Regions from separate parts of the Homo sapiens genome. Here region 2 is linked to region 1. A link is a contact called in ENCODE Hi-C data. All regions are on one chromosome and are shown on one strand. The core of a region is the stretch at or near the end of the contact, and the rest is flanking DNA. Distances in the headings are between cores, read along the strand shown. Region 1 holds the start of WDR11 (WD repeat domain 11). Region 2 holds the start of FAM204A (family with sequence similarity 204 member A).

Evidence for each region. Hi-C counts contacts between places; a loop is a spot of excess contacts on that map. Pooled maps may share reads with other maps.
Region 2: a loop to region 1 is called in a map of naive thymus-derived CD4-positive, alpha-beta T cell, with 10 times the contacts of the local background. The contact joins the promoter of FAM204A here to the promoter of WDR11 in region 1. A Hi-C loop is called at or near these places in 1 of 168 maps with a recorded cell type or tissue (naive thymus-derived CD4-positive, alpha-beta T cell), 1 of 37 single-sample maps with no recorded cell type and 8 of 50 pooled maps.

Annotation. Positions count from the first base shown.
Region 1 is chr10:120,849,854-120,856,135 of GRCh38, reverse strand. WDR11 (WD repeat domain 11) reads right to left here and starts at 4,774. Exons shown (of 29, transcript NM_018117.12): 1 at 4,630-4,774; 2 at 3,501-3,612. The coding sequence starts at 4,715. It overlaps WDR11-DT (WDR11 divergent transcript), which reads left to right and starts at 4,957. Exons shown (of 3, transcript NR_033850.1): 1 at 4,957-5,442. RefSeq lists enhancers at 4,290-4,349, 4,044-4,587, 4,360-4,829, 4,990-5,109, 4,588-5,132.
Region 2 is chr10:118,337,096-118,344,276 of GRCh38, reverse strand. FAM204A (family with sequence similarity 204 member A) reads left to right here and starts at 1,953. Exons shown (of 9, transcript NM_022063.3): 1 at 1,953-2,007; 2 at 2,350-2,550. RefSeq lists enhancers at 1,793-2,012, 1,649-2,148.

The DNA of each region.
Region 1 (6,282 bases), core at 3,525-6,024:
CTTACAGTAAATTCTTCAGTCGATGGGAATATAATACCAGACTGAAACTTGGACCTACATAAAGAAATAAAAGCTCCAGAAATGCCAAGGGGCAGTGTAGGGGAAAGGAAACAGAGAGGGAAAGAGAAGGTAAATATATTTTTCCCAAAACACCCTATACCTTACATCAGACTTGATGAAAGACTGAATACTTTCCCCCTAAGCTCAGGAACAGGACAAGAGTATCCTCTCACTACTCTCCCATTCATTGTAGTAGAGGTCCTAGCCAATGCAACATGGCAAGAAAAATAGAAGACACACAGATTATCAATGAAAACATTAAACTGCAGTCACTTGCAGTGACATGACTGTCTACTTAAAAAAAATTTACCCAAAATTACTATTAAATAGATCTACTAAGTGAAGTTAGCTAGATTACAGGATATGATCAATAAACAAAAATTAATAGTATTTTTCCCTATTTCACATCATATATAAAAATTAACTCAAAATGGATTAAAAGCTAAAGCTCTAAAATTCTAAGAAAAAAACAAAGGTATATATCTTCTTGATATTGGAGAAAGCAATGGTTTCTTGGATATGGCACAAAAAGTACAAGCAACAACAATACAAAATAATAAATTGGACTACATCAAAATGAAAAAGTTTTGTTCTTCAAAAGACACCACCAAGAAAGTAAAAAGACAACCCACAAATTGAGAGAAAATATTTGCAAATCATGTATCAATCCAAACATATGACACAAAAAAGTCTAAAAATAAACAATTCATAAATTATGCGCTTTTCTGAATAGCATGATGAAATCTCCCACTGTCCTGTTCCATCCTGCCTTAATCATAAATCATCCCTTTGTCCAGAACATCCATGCTGTATACACCACCTGCCCTCAGTAGCCATACTGATTATCAGATCAACTGTTGTGATATCTCAGTGCTATGTTCAAGTAACCCTTATTTTACTTTATAATGCCCCCAAAGTGCAAGAGTAGTAATGCTGATGTATTGTTATAATTGTTCTCCTTTATTATTATTAGTTATTGTTGTTAATCTCTTATTATGCCTAATTTATAAACTTGATCATAGGTAAGTATGTATGAGACAAAACAGTATATACAGGGTTTGGTTTATAAACTTTATCATAAGTAAGTATGTATGAGAAAAAGCACAATATATATAGGGTTCAGTACTATCCAGGGTTTCAGGCTTCCACTGGGGTCTTGGAACATTTCCCTTCTGGATAAGGGAGGACTACTGTATACAAAGAAATCTTACGACTCAATTATAAAAAGATAAATAATACAATTTTAAAATGGGCAAAGGACCTGCATAGACATTTCTCCAAAGAAGATATACAAATGGCCAATAAGCACATGAAAAGATACTCCACACCTTTAGCCATCAGGGAAATGCAAACCAAAGCCACAATGAGAATCAATTCATACCCATTAGGATGGTTATAATCAAAAGAACAGAGAACAGCAAGCGTTGGTGAGGATTTGGACAAATTAGACTCCTCATACACTACTAATGAGAATGTTAATTTGGAAAACAGTCCAGCAGTTCCTCAAAAAGTTAAACAGAGTTACCATATGAGTCAGTAATTCCACCCCTAGAAACATACTCAAGGGAAATGAAAACACAGGTTCACACAAAACTTGCACATGAATGTGCAAAGCAGCATTATTCGTAACAGGCAAAAAGTACAAAATATCCAAATGTCCATCAATAAAATAAATGTGATACATCCTTACAGTGGAATATTATTCATCAGTAACAGAGTATTGATATATGCTACAACGCAGATGAACCATGAAAACATTATCCTAAGTGAAAGAAGTCATGCACAAAAGACCACAAATTATATGATTCAATTTATATAAAATCCCCAGAATGGGCCAGTCTACAGACACAGAAAGTAGGTCAGTGGTTGCCAAAGGATGAGGGAAATGGGGGAAATGGAATATGACTGCTAGTGGATATAGGGTTTCTTTTTGAGGTAAAAAAGTTCATTGTAATTGTGGCTGCATTAACTGTGGATATACTAAAAGCCACAGAATTGTGCATTTTAAGTCAGTACATTTTATGGTATGAGTATCTCAATAAAGCTATTATTTAAAAAAGAAAAAGACTCCAAATCTCTATCTCTAATCCTGACCTATCTCCTAAAGCCCGGATCACTATAATGCAATATATTACAGGCATCTCAGATTTTGCATGTTGAAAACTTAAAAATTCACTGACTTCACAGATGCTTACCTCTGATAACTGGAAACACTGTCATTCAATTACACCAAAAGAAACCTTGGAGTCACTCTATTCTCTTACTCTCCTTTATACTGATCACTATAAAGGCTATCAGGTTTACCTCTTTGCTGCTCTTAAACATGACTTCTCCATGCCCCAGCTTTATTTTAGGCCCTTAGAATTTCCCACCAAAATTACTGCAGAAATCTCCTAAATGATCTTACTGCCTCCAGTCTTGCATTTCTTCAGCAGATCCTCCACTGCTGCCAGAGTTTTTCTAAGACGCGAATATGGTCACATCAATCTCCTACTCAAAAATCCAAATTCCTGCTGGGCGCGGTGACTCACACCTGTAATCCCAGCACTTTGGGAGGCCAAGGCGGGTGGATCACGAGGTCAGGAGCTCGAGACCATCCTGGCTAACATGGTGAAACCCGGTCTCTACTAAAAATACAAAAAATTAGCTGGGCATGGTGGTGGGTGCCTGTAGTCCCAGCTACTCAGGAGGCTGAGGCAGGAGAATGGCGTGAACCCAGGATGTGGAGCTTACAGTGAGCCGAGATCATGCCACTGCACTCCAGCCTGGGCGACAGAGTGAGATTCTGTCTAAAAAAAAAAAAAATCCAAACTCCTTCGTAATCTTACAAAACTTCAGGACAGACAGCTGAATCTCTCTGGCTGCCTCTTATTTCATCACTCCTACAAGTGTCCCATCTTTAGCCATCTTTATGGCACGCTACTTACTTCTGTGTATATTCTTGCTTTTCCCTGCAATGCTCCTTGTCAATTTTTTACTTGGCTAACTACTGTCTACTAGTCTTGAAACTGTAGACTTCTGTGACTCTCCTCACAACCAGGCAATATGCAGCTCCTCTGTTTTCTCACAGCGTGTTACGCAAGTCTCACTTATCACACTATCACGCTGTGAGTCTTCCTTATAAGATGGAGAATTATCTGAGGGCTTTCATCTCCATATCCATAGCATATGGTAAGTGCTCAAAACTAAGGAATGACTGAGTGGTCTTGTAAATGGTAGAACTTTCATCTGCCTTAAAATGATCTAACAACTAGCATTTAATAACTCACCCTGTATTGACATTAAGTCATATATATGAAAATTCTAGGCTACCCCAAATAGGTTGTTATATTTAAAAGCTATTCAACACTTACACGTAAGACTTAATGAGAGCTTAGTGATACACAGTATTAAACTTTAGACTAGACAACATGTTAGCGTCAAAGTGGGATTTTACTTACCTTTACAACATCAGCTTTATGCTTTTCTAAAACTTGAAGAGTTTGGGCAGTAATGGAATCAATCACTACCACAAGTGAATGACATCCATAAGCAATTAAACCTTGCCAGCCCCTAGCAAAACAGTAATGTTAAAGTTTAAGTACAGAACAAAGCAGGACGACTTCTTTCTTGCCAAGCCTAAATAAATGATAAGTCTAATTCATATGTACCACCATTAATAAAATCATTTAAACCCAAAGGCCAGTATTTATCATTATCCCACTTAAATAAAAGATCTGGCTAAGCTTAAAATGCTTGTTGAAATTCACTTTTCATTCGGATAAAAAAAGTTCTAAAAGATATGAAAATAGAGACCCGAGGACATAAAAAGGAACTTGTGCCCTCTGACTGTTCTTGTAGGCATACGTCTTTCGCTTATCCGATTTCTAATCCTTAGTATCCACAATGTGCCTGGGGATACTGCGACTAATCCTAGTCCTTCCAACTAAATAAAACGACAAACACTGCACAAGACGTTTCAGTCCTCCTAACAACATCCCACAGCCACAGAATTTTGCTTTACATTTGTCTAATGAGTAGTTTTCAGAGCTGCAGTAGTAATTTATAGTGAAAGGAGAGAGTAATAAAGACGACCTGTTGAAGGCAGGAATGTTCTACACAGGAGGAGCCCGAAAAGAGGTGAAAAGGACAGGTGAAAGAACAGGCGCCTAGCACAGGGTCTGGCACATTGTTGAAAGACAACAGGAATACAAGACAACGAAAAAGAAAAGACAGGATGGGAAAGAGAAAGTGCACAGGGAATTAATGGTGGAGAGAGAGAAGCCTGGAAGCTGGAGGAGAGGAAAAGAGAGAGGAATGGAACGGCAAAAGGGCGAGGTGCAGAGAAAACAGCAGAGAAATACGCGAGAAAGAGGGGAAATGTATTTGCATGGGGGAATTTCCCACACGGGGCTATTATCACTTTTGTAACAACAAAAATCCACCAACTGAAAGCAAGCTCATTGCGTGAGGGCGGCTCCCTGCCTTAGCGAGGCCAAACTAACCAGGGGGTGAAACCTCTTGTCCTTCCCCCTTCCCCCTCACACATTCCTGGCCGATCCTGGCGACCTGGAAGCTCGGCGTCCTCACCAGTCCACCGCCGCCTTGTTGTGGGCGTTGAGGGCCCCCGTGAGGGTGCGCGCCGACACCTTGAAGTTCACTGTGTAGGGCAACATCCCGGCGGCCAGCCCAGGACCTGGGCGCTGACCCGCAACCAGGAAGCGGCGGACACTGTGCTTCCGTTCCAAACAGAGTCCGGGTGGCCCCCTCGGCGCCGCTGTCAGGTTCCTCTAGATTCAAGTTCTACAGGCTCCGGGTTCCACCGCTCCCGGATTCCATCGCCCCCAGGTTCCGTTGCCTTCAGTTTCCTAGGATCCTAGGTTCCGCACTCTCCAGAGTTCCGCCGCTTAGGCGGTTGTGCTAATCTGCGTCAGCTGGGGCTGTATTTGGAAGAAGAGGCGCTGCCTCCAGTCAAGTCTGTTTTTTTCAGGTGGGGACTGTAGGCCTTTGTGCCCTGCTGGAAATCGTGAAAAGCAAGAGAGAAGAGTCCCAGTTATTCTTGCTGCCTTTGATAAGTGAATTTAGGGCAACTACTAGTGCCAGTAGGCATGGGGGATCTACCGATGAAGAAGACACAAAGTCTCCGCTCTCGTGGAGTTTACAGAGAATAATGAATGAGATTAATTAAGAAATGAATGAGATTAATTGAATGAAATTGCCAGACTGAATGAAGTGAATGGCCTGAATATAAACAATTTCCAAATACAGATAACACTGCATATCTGGTGTTTGCAATACTCCCTTCGCACTTGAGGAAGAAGCACTATGTCTGGGGCCAAGTGTGACCCTTTGTCTGTTGCTGGGTACCTTTCATTTCGCACTTTCTCCTCTGCTGCTCTCCAGGTCAGACCCAGTCCTTCCCTCCTTTGTGTTCAGTGTTGGGTTTATACGCTTTAACTATAGCACTTAATGCAATGATTTCTTTTCAGCAATGATATTTGCAGATGTGTGTTTCTCTCCCCAATACATTGTTAGTTTCATGCGCGTCCGTGTGAAGAGACCACCAAACAGGCTTTATGTGAGCAATAAAGCTGTTTATTTCACATGGGTGCAGGTGGGCTAAGTCCGAAAAGAGTCAGCGAAGGGAGATAGGGGTGGGGCTGTTTTATAGGATTTGGGAAGGTAATGGAAAATTAGTCAAAGGGGGTTGTTCTCTGGTGGGCAGGGGTGGATCTCACAAAGTACATTCTCAAGGGTGGGGAGAATTACAAAGAACCTTCTTAAGGGTGGGGGAGATTACAAAGTACATTGATCAGTTAGGGTGGGGCAGGAACAAATCACAGTGGTTGAATGTCATCAGTTAAGGCTGTTTGTACTTCTTTTGTGGATCTTCAGTTACTTTAGGCCATCTGGATGTATACATGCAAGTCACGGGATGCGATGGCCTGGCCTGGGCTCAGAGGCGTGACATTCCTGCCTTCTTATATTAATAAGACAAAACAAAATAGTGTTGAAGTGTTGAGGCGGCGAAAATTTTTGGGGGGTGGTATGGAGAGAGAATGGGTGATGTTTCTCAGGGCTGCTTCAAGTGGGATTAGGGGTGGCGTGGGAACCTACAGTGGGAGAGATTAAGCTGAAGGGAGGTCTTGTGGTAAGGGGTGATATTGTGGGGATGTAAGAAGAAACATTTGTCGTATAGAATGATTGGTGACGGCCTGGATACGGTTTTGGATGAATTGAGAA
Region 2 (7,181 bases), core at 704-3,203, 2.5 Mb after region 1:
ATTAAGGTTAAATAAGGTCAGAAGGGTAGAACCCTGATCCAACAGGATTAGTGTCCTTTTAAGTACAGAGAAGAGACACTGGAGAGCTCCCCAAACTGTGCATATAAAGAAAAGGTGATGGGAGCACGACAGGGCAAGGGTGGCTGCCTACCACGCAAGAGAAGAGGCCTCAAAAAAAAAAAAAAAAAAAACCTACTTTGCTGGCATCTTGATCTTGGACTTCCCAGCATCTAGAACTGTGAGAAATAAATTCCTGTTGCCTAAGCTACCTTGTCTGTAGTATTTTGCTATCCCCAGATGAAGAGCAATTAAGAAGCCTAATGCAGTTACAACAGCACTCTCAGGCACACCTTCTTGTTACCTGTTTAACTTTTTAAAGATTTGGATTCAAGGAAAATCCTACTGAGAAGCTGAACAGATTTGGCCAAAATAGTTTTACACAGATCCTTAACTCATTCAGCCTTGCTTCTACTCTAGAATCAGAGAATGTGAACAGGAAGAGGGACCTCGGCGATCCAAACTTGCTGATTCAGGTTTTACTATGATTCTGGGGTTATAGAAAACTGCTCTCTAAACTTGGCGCATCTTCTGGAAGATGTTGGAGGTGAGGTGGTTTAGTGGATAGTTAATAGGCTTAACCATCTGTTGATGTGAAATTGAGATATATTACTGAGTGCAATGCAAAATTTTATACACATTTAGCTTGCTTTGAAGAAAGACATTATTGGTAATGTTAACAGCAAAAAACAGCTGAGATTGAAAATTAGCGTGGGCTAGGTAACATGTTAAAGTCTTTATGTGTACAGTAGCCTCCCTTATCCGCAGGGAATACCTTCCAAGACTCCCCGGTAGATGCCTGAATCCTGGAATAATGGCGAACCCCACATATAGTTTTTCAATCTGATAACCAAGATGGCTACTAAGTGACTAAGAACCTGGTAGCCTAACAGCATGCATGGACAAAGCGATGATTCACACTGCAGATTTCATCAGGATATCCAGAATGGGCTTGCAATGAAACATTTGAATTGCTTATTTCTGGAATTTTTTACTTAATGTGTTTGGACCTTGGTTGACCCCAGGTAACTGAAATCAGGCTAAGAGAAGCCACAGATGAGGGAAGCCTACTGTATTTTCTTTTCTTTTCTTTTTTTGAAATAGGGTCTGGTTCTGTTGCCCAGGCTTTTCTTATATAATCATCACAAAATTAGCAAATAGGTACACTTAATGTTATTCTTATTATAAAACAGTATTTCGGAAAATGCAAATATTTCTAAAATAGCCCTATTCCCATCCCTATCCATAGGGTATTTTATCCTCTTCGCAGTGCTTTTCTCTCTCTTTTTTTTCCCCTTATTTTCTATGTTCCCCAAGCACCCCCTTCTGGGCATAACACAGTGCCTGCCACAAATAAGAAAAAAAGAAGTTCGGTAAACTTTTGGTCCAGTCAGTGAAGCACCTTGGACCCCATCACCAGACGGTAGGCGCCAAGAGAGCAAGAGTCAGCATGTTTTCTGCTAACCAGAGATTAGCACGATGCCTGGTACAAAGTAGGCGCCCAATAAATAGGTGAAGAAAGAAAAAAAATTAAAAAAAAGGAAGAGAGTGAGGGGAAAGGATGAATGAATGAAGACGTTTGCAGAGGGGCCTAGAAAGAAAGCACTCTGCAAGATTCTCCCTCCTGGTGGCATCAACTCTCAGTTCAAGGTCTATGTCAGCCCTTTCCTTGCCCAGACGCATTGGCCTACAGCAGGGAATGAAGAAAGAACAAAGTCTTTAAAAATGTTCAGAAGAAAGAGAAAACGGCAAGATAAAAGAGAGAAAAAAAAGAAAGAAAGGAACCACCTCCTTCGGGCGGACTAAAAAGGGAAGCCCCAGGAGGCCGGTTGCTAAGGCGACCCTAGGGCCAGAACGGCCCCAGCCCATTGGTTGAGACGCAGGAGCCAATGAGAAGGCGCGATGTTGACGGGGTCCTAAGATGGCTGCTGGGCGACCACTTCCTGACAGGTGAGTACGGCTTATGGAGGGTTGGTTACCCGCCGGTTCGGGCTCCGGCATGATGAGTCTGGGAGGGCCTCTTGTGGGCAGCCGAGGGAGGCGGCATGGGCGGCCTCATAGCTCCTCGGCCGAGCCTCCCGGAGCAGGCTAGAAAAGCCCCCGGCCCGGGGCCGCGGAAGCGACGGCGGGGCCGCCCTCAGCCTTCCTCGAAAGGGGCGTCGCAGCGGCCTCCCCAGCCTGTTATGTGGAGGGGGTTCTCCGTCCCACCCAGGTCAAAGTGAGAGGGGATTGAGGAGGCTGTCGATAGGGAAAACAGGCTCACGTTTACAGTTGCTGTATTCCGGAAAACAGCTCCAGTTAATGGGACTGCCAGCAGGCTAGACATCCTTCGCCGGAATGTGCAGCGCTTAGTTCTGTGCCCGGGAGGGGCTTCTCTCTCTTTTGGGATTGGAGTGTGGCATTGCCGCCAGAAAGCCTGCAGAATTCCGGGTTGTGCAGCCAAGCAGGAACGGTGTACCTTTCTAGACCCATCCTCTTGCAATCTTGGACCCTGTAAGTATTCTCACAGCGGAATCGACTTAAAATGAGCCTTGAACTGTTAACTTGGTTTATTGTCTTTCCATGCAGGATCTTGGGTCTGGGAAAATGTTTTCCAGGCCTCAAGTAAACGAACACTCTCTTTAATTAAAACAGTTGAATACATGCAAAATCTTGCTAAATAAGTAGTTTTTCTGGATTCGCTCTCAGGCCTGTAATTCAGTTGTCCTTTCTGTACCTTTTTTGAGAAAAGGAACACATTCATTTCATAAAAGTAAATAGGATATTTACGTTAATGTTGATGTTAACATGCTTGAAAATAGTAACTATTTTTAAGTCACAGACTCTGATTATGATGTAAATTACAATCTTCAGATTGTTAAATAATTGTGGCTTATAATTAGTATACAAGTGAAATTAATTTTAGATCAGACGAAGTTCAGGCTTCTGGAATTATTTCTAATCAAATACAAAATATAGGAAATAAGACAGCCTTATACGATGAAAATGGAATTTAAATTCTGGAATAGAGATGGAAAACATTTACCCATCGAGCTGCTCAAATATATCTTTTGGGTTTTGATTATAAGCAGCTGTCTGGTTGTCCAGAAAATATGACATTATTACTCAAACCTCTGACTGTGACTTTGACTTTGATGTATGCAACTTAGTATAGCATCTTGCATAGCTTTCTGTACTCAAAAAGTACAGAAAAAAATTCTTAACCAAATTTAACAAGTCTGTAATTATAGGCTAAGATCATTCTCAGCCCCAGTCGCAAATCCTTGTCCCCGCTTACAACTCTGCTCTGTAAAATTCATAATCTAAAGCCATGGGGCTATTTTTGTAAAACAAATGGATCAGAATGCATTAGGCAAGTCAGTTATCCCATCTGTAAATTGGGGGCGGGGCGGGTAGGGGAGGGGCTGATATAGATAGTAATTCCTAGTGGAAGGGTTGTTGTGAAGATTAGTGGAAAACCAAGGCCTGCCACACTGTTTGTATGCCATGTGCAGCAGTGACTTGCTTTGTTTCCCCTTTCTGGTTCTAGTGTTTCCTGTTGTAACTAGGGTTCCTTCCCCTTCTCAGTGTCCTGAAGTGTACAGAGTTTCTCTGAAAACATCCTCTTGGCTGAGTTGCTAGGTAGAGGAGAGAAACCTTATCTACTGGATACTGGGCTCTAATCAGGATTGCAGTGCTAGAGAGAATGGAGTGATACATCCAGGAGTGAGGTGACTCTGGGCATTTAGGGCACTTATAATATCAAAATCATAAAGAGGCATTTTAGAGCTGTAAGACATCTCAGAGATCATTTGATCAAACCTTTATTTTATAGCTTAAGAATGGAGGCCCAGACAAATGCAGTGGCTTTCTCCTAATTATGTTGCTCAGGACTAGAAACCATTTTCCAACTTTGAAGACTTTTTCCCCCTGTAACCAGTGCACAATCTAGAACGGTTTTTATTATAATTTGATTTCTCCCTGGCTGCTTTATTTTGAAAGATTGTGTCTACTCAACCTTATTTATGAATGTTTTTTTCTGATAAAAATCAGACCTATAACTACCAGTGAACCTCTGATTAACATGTGAAAAATAGTGCTTCACTAAATTGGTCTTTTCCTGTAATGATGAATGGTACAGTCTTACTGAGGGGAAAAATAAAATAGTTTGGGCTTTTTGAAATTAGCTTAGAGACTCCTGTTACTATATTCATACTTAGATTAGGAACCACTGAACTGTACCCTGTTTTTGATTCATTGTTATCTGACCAAGTATGCTAAATAATAACGATGGGTGGTTTTCAAGGGCAAACAAACAAACAAACAAGAAACCCTAGTTATTCAGACTAGGACAGTATATAAATATTTTCAGTTCATGGCAAATTGTGTTAGCCCAGGACTAAAGATGTGTTCTGCATAGTACACACAGAATGTCTTGAGGATAATTGTGGGATGGAATAAATCTTAACTCTAGAGGTGGAGGGTGTGTAAAATGAAGAAAGTGATATTCAAAACCATAGAGAGAAAAAGGATTCTGAGTCATTTACATTTTCCTTGGGGCTAAAATGATTAAATTGAAAATTATTTGGGTTGCAGGGTAAAAAAAATGAAAGCTTATGAATTAATACATTGGCTGTTATATGGACTTGGCTATAATCTATGCTAAACAAATTTAAGTTTCTGTTTCTCTGATATTCCACGTTTCTGGAGACAGGCTGAGTGAATTTTCACAGTTAAAGGGTAACTTGGGATTATCTGCCTTAAAATAAAGAAATACGCTCTGAAAGGCATAAGTAAGAGACACTTATAGAGAATCATTCTCCACAGCAGCCAAAACAAGAATAACAGGAGGCCTAACATGGTGCCAGTTGGAAACTTTGTGAATGACAAGTATATGCTATGAATAGAAAGACTGTTTTGAAACATGAGTCCAAAGCAAAAGTCACTAAGCAGCCACTCCATATTGGCTGATCTGTAACTGGGCTGCTGCTTACACGGGCAACTCCATTTTGCAGGCTGCACAGTAAGTGGCAGCAGTTATCCGTGTTTATCAGTGACTGCTCAGTCTCCCTTGTATTTGTTTTTTTGAGAGTCACAGGAAAATGGCACATGACTAAAGGTTCTAAAGAGTGGAATTCAAAACCTACCTGATTTGAATTTTGCCTGGATTTAGAGGTGGATTCCACCTTTTTCAAACTATTTTAATTTTTTTTCCTTTGGGTACACTCAAGAAATTATCATACCAGGCAGATGCCACACTGAGGACAGTTTTTAATGCCACATGAGCAGGAGCTAAAAATATATAATTTTGAGAAAATTTAAAAAGCCATAAAAAATGCCTAACTACTTGAAGGCTGATTAGCAACAACAACAGCAAAAAGCATGCCTTCTTCGGGGCAACTGAGACTGCTTCCCAGAGGGAAGCATGTTTGGGTGCCCAGAGCATAGACTATCACCCTGCAGAGATGCTAAAACAGTGGTTTAGTAGGAGACCTGTGCCACTGCCCATTGGAGAGGCATACACGTTTCATGAGCAGTCACATCTAAAGTCCAGGTCAAGGAATACTTGGCTCAAAAACTGAGCAGAAACTTGCTATGTGTATAGCTGTCATTTCGTGAGGCTAGGGATTTTTGCCTGTTTTATATACTTCTGTCCCCAGGGTCTTGAAGAGTGTCTGGCACATAAGTGGGCATGTAAAATATTTTATGGACAGGAAGGGAAAGAGTTATTTCTAACATAGACTCCAGTGATGCTAAGAAATCCAAACCTGAAATTTGTTACTGTTTTAAGTCCTTAAATGATAATGAGCCTAAAGGTATATTATATGGCGGTGGCCAAGTCATACTGGAACTTATTACTGCTTCCTTCCCCTTGCTCTCAGAACAGGAGAAATCTTTTTTATTAATAGCATGACACCTGTTTTTCAATATTGGCATATTTTACATGATGTCTTTTGTGCTATTGGAGTATTTCAAGAGTACTGCTGTCCCAACTTTAAAAATCCACAGACAGGTTTAGGGATAGATCTGGGTTTTATGGGGCCTGGAGCTTATATAACTTCGGGTTTCTTCCTTTAAACAAAGAAATGTAAATTCTGAATAGAAAACTAGGTACAGTGCTTTGGAAGGACCTGTGCAGATGAGGAATCTTGGAGCTTAAGGTTACCATTATCTTCCTAGTAATTTGCCCTCATTTTATTCCTCCATTCAGAAAACCAAACACTAACATTTGTTATAGACACTTCACATCAGATTGTGACTATCAAGGAAGCAAATGATTGCATCAGTTGCTAAGTGAGTGCACCACAATTATTAGAAACTTCAAAACTATCTTATGAACCCTGTCACTCATAATAGAAATGATAAAAATGTAATACATGGCCACAGAAATAATAATAGCAAAGAGAACTTAACATTTATTGAGCCCCTAGGACCTCCTAAACACTGTGTTGAGGGGCTTATCTCATTTAATCCTCAGAATAGCCCTATAAGCAGTATAATTATCCCTGCATTACAGATAAAGAAATTGAGGGTCAGAGATGTCAAATGATTTCCTCATACTACTAGTAGTGTCAGAGTTAAGATTCTAGTTGGAGCAGTTAGATGCCAGAGTCCTTCCTCATAAAAAGCCAACAGAATATTTGGTGAGGATATTTCAGAGAGCCAGCAACTGATGAGGCTGGACCAAAGCCACAAAAAGTAAGATCTGATTCTTTGGACCTGGAAGGAGGTCTTTAAAAGATAAGAGAAATCTGTTATCACAAAATCCCTGATGTGTTTGTCTCAGAGAGAATGGTGGTTTCTTTTGTTTGTTTGTTTGTTTTTTAACTAGGTTAATCACAATATGGGACAGAAAACTGCAAAACAAATTTCCGTCCTTCCATTTTATTCCTTCATATTGATAGTAAATCATGAGCAGTACAACCGGCTTCTCTATTTTAAGCATCTTTTGAAGGAACTGGTTTTGGCTCAATATATGTGCTAAAATAGACTGTGCCATGAAGATCAATAGTGAGTATGTACTTGAGTATTATACTTTTAGCAAATGATAACAATTCTGCTATTTTAAGTCATTTTATTAAACTTAATGGTTCTCTCTACTAATGGACTGTATAGCTAATGCTAAATATTATCTTGAACTTGAC